Regions from separate parts of the Homo sapiens genome. Here region 1 is linked to region 2. Evidence: read pairs that join two places in POLR2A ChIA-PET (ENCODE). Cell type or tissue: MCF 10A. All regions are shown on one strand. Each heading gives the region's core, and the rest is flanking DNA. Links, peaks and the distances in the headings are about the cores only. Region 1 overlaps DAPL1 (death associated protein like 1). Region 2 overlaps TANC1 (tetratricopeptide repeat, ankyrin repeat and coiled-coil containing 1).

Region 1 (4,401 bases), core at 90-4,089, 190 kb after region 2:
GCTCTGTCACCCAGACTGGAGTGTAGGGGTGTGATCTCTGCTCCCTGCAACATTGAACTCCCGGGCTCAAGTGGTCCTCTTGCCTCAGCCTCCTGAGTAACTGGGACCTCAGGCATGTGCCACCATGCTGGTCTAATTTTTTATATTTTTAGTAGACACAAGGTCTTTCTATGTTGCCCAGGCTGGTCTCGAACTCCTGAGCTCAAGCAATTCTCCTGCCTTGGCCTCCCAAAGTGCTAGGATTCTAGTTATGAGCCACTGCGTCCAGCCTGATATGGCAATTCTATATTTATTTTTTGAGGAACCACTGTATTGTTTTCCACAGCAGCTGGATCATTTTACATTCCCACCAGCAATACAGAAGTGTTAAGGGTTACATTTTAACTGAGGCATTCAACCGAAGTTCTAAAAGCACTGCTCAACTACTTCTCAGAAGAGGAATGCCACAGATCAGAATATTTGGGAAACAAAGTCAGCCCCTGTGGCCCAATGGCCATCTGAACTGATCTGGAAAGTTTTAGAGAAGAAAAGAAAATCAACAGGATTGAGAAAAAAGTAGGAATAATTCTGGCAAAGATAATAGAGAAACTGCCCATAATTGTTAAGCTACAAGTGTACAGCTTTTGGGGTGCCCAGAGCAGGGTTTCATAGCAACTTGAAAATATGATAACAGGAAAGTCAAGTTCTCCTTCTCATCTCCCTACCTGCCTCAGTCAGGGGCATCCTGATGTAGGACTTGGGGCTATGGGTGGAGAGTCTATAAAGGATCTTCATCAGAATTGATGAAACTGTCGGTAAAATGGTCAGCTCCTAAATGTACTAATTCTTTGTGGTAGATTTTATATCAATGGAGATAGGAAAAGTTTATTTTCAACTCTAAACTACAAATAAGTAGAAACAGCTTTCCAGAGTATAAGCTACAGCCAGCTGTGTTTTAGTCTGACATTTTAACTTCGGGGAAGCTGTGGAATTTTCATCATTAGTCTTTGTAAAATGATAGTATTTGTAGAATAAAAGGTGTTTCTTGTCTCATTCATTAGGGTAAGAGAATCTAGGGTAACCCCACGAGAGAAAGAATTCAAAGCCAGTATATGTACAAGGATCCTGCCTTGCTGTGGCTCCATTACAGGGGCAACATATTGAACTTAGAAAGTGGATCAATAGAAACTTCCACATTGAGAATTTACCTTCATCTTGGGTAGCTGCGACCTCAGAACCTATATTTTTCATTTCAGAGAAAAAGCAAAAGAAGTGTGATAGAGGTCTTTATGACTAGAGAGCCCTGAAATTCTAGACGCAAGAAAATCAGCTGCAGGTTTTGTTTTAGAGCCTGAAGTTGGGTAGTATTAGCAGACTGGCAGCACTTTCATTCATCTTTCCAGGGTGTTAACTTCCAACTCGAATATTGGCACTTAAATTTCCACACCCTGTTAAGCAAACTGCTTAAAACAAAACATTCAGCTCTCGTCAATGAAATTCAAGGATACTCCTACAGTGATATTAATCTACAGAACAAGAGAAGCCTTTTAAAATTTGCGATGCCTTTTATAGTTTTCTCTCCCTCAGGATCCCATTTCACATACATCTCACTGGCTTTGGCAGTGGTGACCCAAAGTCTGGCAGCTTGAGAAAAGTAGCCCCAACTTTAACCAGGCTTCAGCATTTCCCCCTCCACACCATAACGCAACCCCATTATGGATGTTTTAACTGGATACTTTTATGTTCTGAGAAGTTTCACAACTATTGCCAAATTTATTGCCATGACTGTCCAGAGGATTAATATATTTGGCAGTATCATTCTTGTTCACTCCCTGCCTTAAAATAATTTTTTAAAAGTAAATGAACGAGCACAAATCCCAGAGGAGTTACGTGACATCTAAAAGGTCAAATAACTTCTAAGTAGTGGGTGGAACTTGATCTAAGACCAGGTCTCCCAGATTTCTAGCCTAAAGAGCTTTTGGGCTACACAGCCTGTTTTCTGCAGGAATACCATGTCTTGTGTTCTGCCACTGGGCAACATGAATTCTCTTATTGAGGGCTTCAAGAGGTGGGGAAGGCTGGCTGGAGAGTGAGGAGGAAAGCAGAAATGAGGTAGGGTGGGAGAAAGCAGGCTGTGTGGAGGGGAGAGGTGGGGAAATACTGTGGGGGTAGATTCTAGGCTGCTTCCCACTTTGATTTACACAATTCCAGCCCTTCGGGGACTATTTTTCAATCTCCAAAATCTTAAACCCCATGTTGATTTTGAAGTAGGAATTCAGAGATGAGTAGCATACAGAGAGAATTTTCCTGCCATGGTTGAATGGTTGATGAGTTCCTATGGAGAGGAGTTTCTTTAGAGACTTAATTTCTTAAAATAAGTATGAGAAATAACATGGGTTCTTGGGACTAGACATGAGTGTAACTGAGGGCATGAATGCATGTTAATAAATGCAGAGGATGTGACTCTCAATTCTGCCACTGCATTTATTCTGACCAGCTGTATATTGTTAGGTCTCTGTGGCAATACATACCGTGAGGAGAATCATTGTAGTGCAGGAAAAATGTATTAAAAGATACCTGTATGTCTGTATCTTTTATATATCGATTCATATATTTTTTGAATCACCCTGTATAGTTTATGCAGCATGGCTATTCTGTTTTAAAAATCAAAGTACTTACCTACAGTAAAATTTACGCTTTTTCATGTGCTGCTTTATGAGTCTTGACAAGTACATACAGTTTGTGACTACAACCACAATCAAGATGAGTAACCATCCCATCATTCCCCCAAATTTCCTCTGGTCATTTGTAATCAATCCTCCTACTCAGTCCCACACAACTGCTGATCTTGGTAGATCTAGTGGTCAGCAGGTGTCAACCCCAGGTTGACCTTTATTGTGAAATCTTACTAGGTTTCAGGTTGAATGATGGATTCGGTGAGATTTTTCTTAGCTATATGGAAACACATGGATTCTACCAATGTTCGTTTTTGAGATAGTCCCTTATGGTAATCTTGGAGCTTATTTTTGTTGCTGGTGCCTTACGCTTTACCTGGGATTCCAAGTGAAGGCAGGATGCAGGCCTGGGAACAGAAGATATCACTTGCTGAGGGCTAAGTATCCTAGCACTGCGCATGTATTATGTAACTTCATTTTACTCTCAACATGTCCCTATGAAGTAGATACTGGTACTCACACTCCCATTTACAGATAAGGAAAGAGGAGCACAAAAAAGTGAAGAAACCTGCCCCAGGACAAAAAGCTAGTAAGAGACACAGCCAACACAGGAACCCGGCAGCCTATGGCTGATGCCAGGACCTGCTCTCCTAACCAGTAACCCGTGCAATCTTAGCCACAGTCCTACTCCACTAAACACTGAGCTGAGCACAAAGGTATATTTTAAAAAATAGGTATAGTTTCTGTTAAAAATATTTCTTTTTTTTTTTGAGATGGAGTCTCGCTCTGTCACCCAGGCTGGAGTGCAGTGGCGTGATCTCGGCTCACTGCAACCTCCACCTCCCGGGTTCAAGCAATTCTCCTGCCTCAGCCTCCTGAGTAGCTGGGATTACAGGTACCTGCCACCACGCCAGGCTAATTTTTGTATTTTCAGTAGAGATGGAGTTTCACCATATTGGCCAGGCTGGTCTTGAACTCCTGACTTGTGATCCGCCCACATCAGCCTCGCAAAGTGCTGGGATTACAGGCGTGAGCCACCGTGCCTGGCCTGTTAAAAATATTTCTAACAGCACACCATCTCAATGTTCTCTTATGGTTTCCAAATACAACTGATTATTGTTGTTAAGTATTGTTACTTAGGGAAGAGATTATTCTTTTTACCTTTGAAATAAAGAGGTGATATGTCAAAGACATAAGCATATCACATGTCTATAAGAACAGAACGTAAACTCTGGCATCATACCTAATACACAGCATGACCAACCTTTATTGACCATTCCTTTTCAATACTTTATTTCGAGTTAACAAATATTTTAGGGGAACATGTCTATTCTATCCTATCCACTTACAACTGTGAGCATTCCCTTGCCCTAAGGAAGTGGTGTTTAGTGGGCGGGAGCAAGAGAATATAAGATGTGGGAGCAGGCAGCTTATGTTACAGGGTGTCATGCACCAGCCCTGCCTCTGAAGCCAGGAAGGCAGAGAGTCACTTATGACTTCACCCTAAATCGACCTGAGTGGAGAACCAAGGCTCCCATGTGAGAAGGCTCTGTAGCTATGGCTCATCATCAAGATCTTACCTTGTGCAATCTACCCTGTAACATCATGGACTTTAGATATACTGTCTTATTTCACTGTCATAAAAACCAATACTACGATCCCTGACAGAGTGCAAAGAGGTTACTCTGTGCTGAGACTCTTCCAAGACCTTCATGTATGTGAGCTCATTGTCTCCACGTAACAACCC
Region 2 (4,401 bases), core at 126-4,125:
GCTAAGGCCTAGCTAGTGAACGGGGAGGTATCTGCAAACATTACTCGAAATTCTTCTATAAGGAAGATGTCTCTTCTCCCAGTATACAGTTATGTGCAGGTATATTTATTTTATATCTTGGACTATAATGCAGTACATCATATTATTTATTTTGTTGCTCAAATTATTCCAGCTTTGGCTATTAGGAGCTCTTTGAGGTTGGCTGGTATGGCCTTCAGACATGCCCACATCCTTTGTTTCGTGAGCACTTCCTTATTTTCTGACAATGCAAGATGCCCCAGACCTATAATTATCCATTTCTTCAAGGAGTCCTGGTTACTGTGATTAGAGAATGGAATTTAGGAACCAAGATACTGGGGTGTTATTGTTTCTAAGCTCTTTCAGTGAACAGATCTAGGAAATACATGTGTGTCCTAATCCATGAATACACACTAAAATATAATTATTTCTGTATCTATGTCAAGCTAAACCTAAGTTCACATTGAGGTTTCTGACTTTAATACAGTCCCACAAGGTTCGTTCTAGCTTTCCTTCCTTGCATACCTTTGACTTTCCTCTCCAGCTGTGGGAAACTTGGCTCTCTCCATCCACCACCCCTTCACTATTTGTTTAACCCTTGTACATATATAAAGCAGCGTTGGAACTGTCAACCTGTGTCCCATGAGAAACTTTACCCACTAGAGTACAGCGTTTATGCAGTTCTTTTTGTAGTTTTTATAGATTATAGTCAAAACACCATTTTCCAAAGCTACCCAGGTCCATGTCTTTCTGTCCCCACTCTCTTAAGTGACCATGTCATGCAACTGTAAAGCAGGTAGATTCTTTTCCCACAGTCTGTAAAGCAGGTAGATTTTTTTTTTTTTTTTGCCACAGTCTGCATCTCAGTGCCCCACTCCCAACACCCCACACATGGAGAGGTATGAACAGCTGCTGGTTGATGTTTTATAAATTTGCATACACTAAAGTTCTTTCATGTCTATTTTATCTAAATAATTAAAGTCTATTTACTTAAGTAGCTGACATCCCTTCCTATTGGTATACGCATTGTTTTATCCTTAGTACTACAATACTTATGTCTACGTGTATCCCTGACACCTAGCTCAGTTCTGGACCACGAAGTAAATTACTCAGATACTAATAAGATGAACATATTCCACAAATTTATTGAAAGAAACTACTATGTTTAGTAATTCAACACAGTTAATTGCTGGAAGTCATTCAATAAAACTAGAATAATGTTCACTGCAGTGTTATTTAAAATTCAGTAATAAGTAAATAGTTGAAAAAATTATGTTACACCTACAGGCTGGAAAATGAATTACATGCAATCACTAGAAATCATTTCTAGAAGAATGCATATTGATATAATACACACTGCGTGTGTACAAAAATATCAAGTTATACAGCAAAAAGTATGGCATTTATTTAACATATGTCTGTGAAAAGAAAAACAGTTAAGGAAGGCATATACCAAGTTTTGTTTTTGTTTTGAGACAGGCTGTCACTGTCACCCAGGCTGAAGTACAGTGGTGAGATCTCGGCTCACTGCAGCCTCAACCTCCTAGGCTCAAGTGATCCTTCCACCTCAGCCTCACGAGTGGCTGGGACTACAGGCACATGCCACCACACCCAGCTATCAAATAATTTTAGTATTTTTTGCAGACTTGGGGGGTCTTACTATGTTGCCCAGGCTGGTCTCGAACTCCTGGGCTCAAACAGTCCTCCCACCTTGGCCTCCCAAAGTGCTGGGATTTTAGGTGTGGGTCACCATGTCCAGCCATCAAGTTATTTTTAAATTACTTTTTTCATTTCTTTCTAAAAGTAACAGACAGAAGACTGCTGTGTGGAAAACCTTACAGAGAATTCTTCCAAGACAGAGTGTTGGATCTGACAAAGAAGAAACAGAATCAGTTTCTGTGGACCAGGCAGAGTGCACCCACGGCTGAGCCAGGCCAGAGATGCACAGGGCACGGCAGGCTGGCTGGTGGATGCCCTCGGGTCGGCTGTAATCCGAGATGAGCATCAAAAAGGCCAAGGCAGTAGGTAAGGCAGTGGGTGTCAGTGCTAATATGTTTAATACAGACAGAAGGGTGGAATTGAGAGCTGTCTGGGGAAGCATCCTGAGAAATGTAGGGTTTAAAGAACAGGAAAGATTTAAATAGAGGCAGGGAGGAGGAAGGGAGGCAAAATGAATGGAGACAGGTATAAGACTGCCCCTCTGTCTGGAAGGTTTCTCATTATCCCATTCTGTAAAAACCCAGGGGAGATCTTAAGCAATGACAGCCATGGGGAGCCTCAGTTTGAAGTTTCCAAGAGTCCCGCCCTCGGGTAATGTGCTACAGGGAGGGAAAGGATTGCCTAATGGGATCTGGTTAGCCTCTAGCACCAGATAACCTCAAGTGGCTGTTAACAGGAGCCTAGCTCAGGGTTTTCAAAGATTAACGTTTTCACATTGGAATTTACACTCCACTGGTATAAAAAGTGCCTTTTACCAGAGAATAACACAAACACATGGTAACCATCCATTACACAGGAAGTTCAATGGCAATATAATAACCAACTCTCAGTTTCTAGCAATTTTCAATACACAAAACTGAGCGCCCCCCCAGCCAGCCACCTTCAAGACTAGATCACATATGTAAATACAGAAAGAGCTACAGGACAACCTTATGCAAACACAGGGAATCCCCAGCTCACTGTAACAGGTGGGGGAGAATTAGTATTTGCTGAACACTTAACTAGACAAGGCATAGGTATCTTACACCCATTATCTCCTTTAACCCTCAAAACAAACAAGGCAAAGATCAGCCCCATAAATGGCTAGTCTGGAAATGGCAAAAATTTAAATTTATACTCAGCTCTGTCCAGCTCGAAGCCTTCCATGTTTCCACTTTGGAGTGATGTTTCAACAAACTCAAAACAGGCTTAAATACACCTTTAGTATCACTGGTTTAAAAAGAAGAAATCAGATCAGTTCTTTCTCCAAACAGTAGTTATTTTGTGAGATAATTCATACATGATGTCAAGATTGCAACTTTAAAACCTAAAGCATATTCTCAAATCTGAATGCAGTAAAGTTAACCATTTATGACTTGGCAAAATAGTATTACAATAACCACAAATAAATCAACTTGATTACAAAGTTTTAAAAAGTTACAAATCAAAAATAACCTTTTGCAACATGAAGATCTCAAATTGAGACACGAACATCTAGATTTGATTCTTTTCATTCTCAATGACAACTAATCTACTTTGTACTCTTAAAATATATCACCCTAGGCAGGTGCGGTGGCTCACATCTGTAATCCCAGCACTTGGGGAAGCCAAGGGAGGAAGGATGGCTTGAGCCTAAGCACTGTAGACCAGCCTAGGCAAGTAGACATCCCATATCTACAAAAAATAAATAAAAGATTAGCAGGGTTTGGTAGCACTTGCCTGTAGTCCTAGCTACTCAGGAGGCAGAGGCTGGAAAATTGCTTGACCCCAGGAGTTGGAGGCTGCAGTGAGCTATGCACCACTGCACTACAGCCTGGGCAACAGTGCAAGACCTTGTCTCTAAAAAATATAAAGAAAAAATAGTAAAATAAAATAGATCACTCTATTCCTATATATCCCTTCTCTGCTCCTACGCACCACCTCTCACCCCAAAAAGAGATTCTTGCTTCTATGGTTAATTGCAAAACAATTCTATGATTCAGAAACCAGGAAATAAAAAAGATTAGGATCCGTTGATAGTTATAATCTCCATTACCCTGAGATAGAAATCCCCCCCTGGAAAGTGAAAATCAGATATGTGTAGTGCACTAGAGATACTAGGGCACTAGTGCATGGTCCAAACAATGAGAAAGGTTTTTCATATTAAAATGATTTAAATTTTTAAGTACTCTTTAAATGACCAGAGTGATAGTGTCAAATGAACACTGTAGATATTGGCCAAACCTCAGAACATACATTCATACAGAAGGCATTCAAATGCTATTTGTTATGGAATAAAGGCAATTCAGGACAAAAGGTAATGTCTTCTCTTCAGACAAACCAGGAGATGACTTTAGAAATTAACTTTTTAAAAATTTAACAAGAAAATTTAAGGGTTGAAAGTTCGAAGAAGAGAAAGTTCAGGGGAGAGAATTCAGGACAAAAGGTAATGTCTTCTCTTGAGACAAACCAGAAGATGGCTTTAGAAATTAACTTTTAAAAAATTTAACAAAAAAATTTAAGAGTTGAAAGTTCAAGGGAGAGAAAGCCGACCCCCATGTTTTATTTCTTAAGAACAGAGGATTTCCCATTCCCACTGCTTCACTTGACTAGCCTTAAAAAAAATAAAAAATAAAGGCGGGCACGGTATTTCATGCCAGATCACTTGAGCACACAAGTTCAAAACCAGCCTGGGCAACATGGTGA

Evidence for each region. ChIA-PET counts read pairs that join two places held together with the same protein. Peaks named below come from ENCODE experiments on the same cell type or tissue, not always from the same donor. Only the 100,000 strongest peaks of a DNase experiment are listed, where the experiment ranks them.
Region 1: POLR2A ChIA-PET joins it to region 2 with 6 read pairs; 2 of 35 experiments call an interaction of 5 or more read pairs at or near these places.

Annotation. Positions count from the first base shown.
Region 1 is chr2:158,808,381-158,812,781 of GRCh38, reverse strand. The region is part of intron 3 of DAPL1 (death associated protein like 1); the gene reads right to left. Among named protein-coding and RNA genes, the nearest start is that of DAPL1, 15 kb to the right of the region's middle. In MCF 10A, for the core only: no CTCF peak of the experiment used is centred there; no DNase peak of the experiment used is centred there.
Region 2 is chr2:158,993,447-158,997,847 of GRCh38, reverse strand. All of the region lies in intron 1 of TANC1 (tetratricopeptide repeat, ankyrin repeat and coiled-coil containing 1), which reads right to left. Among named protein-coding and RNA genes, the nearest start is that of TANC1, 27 kb to the right of the region's middle. RefSeq lists an enhancer at 2,148-2,805. In MCF 10A, for the core only: a CTCF peak has its summit at 1,304; a DNase peak (open chromatin) is centred at 2,317.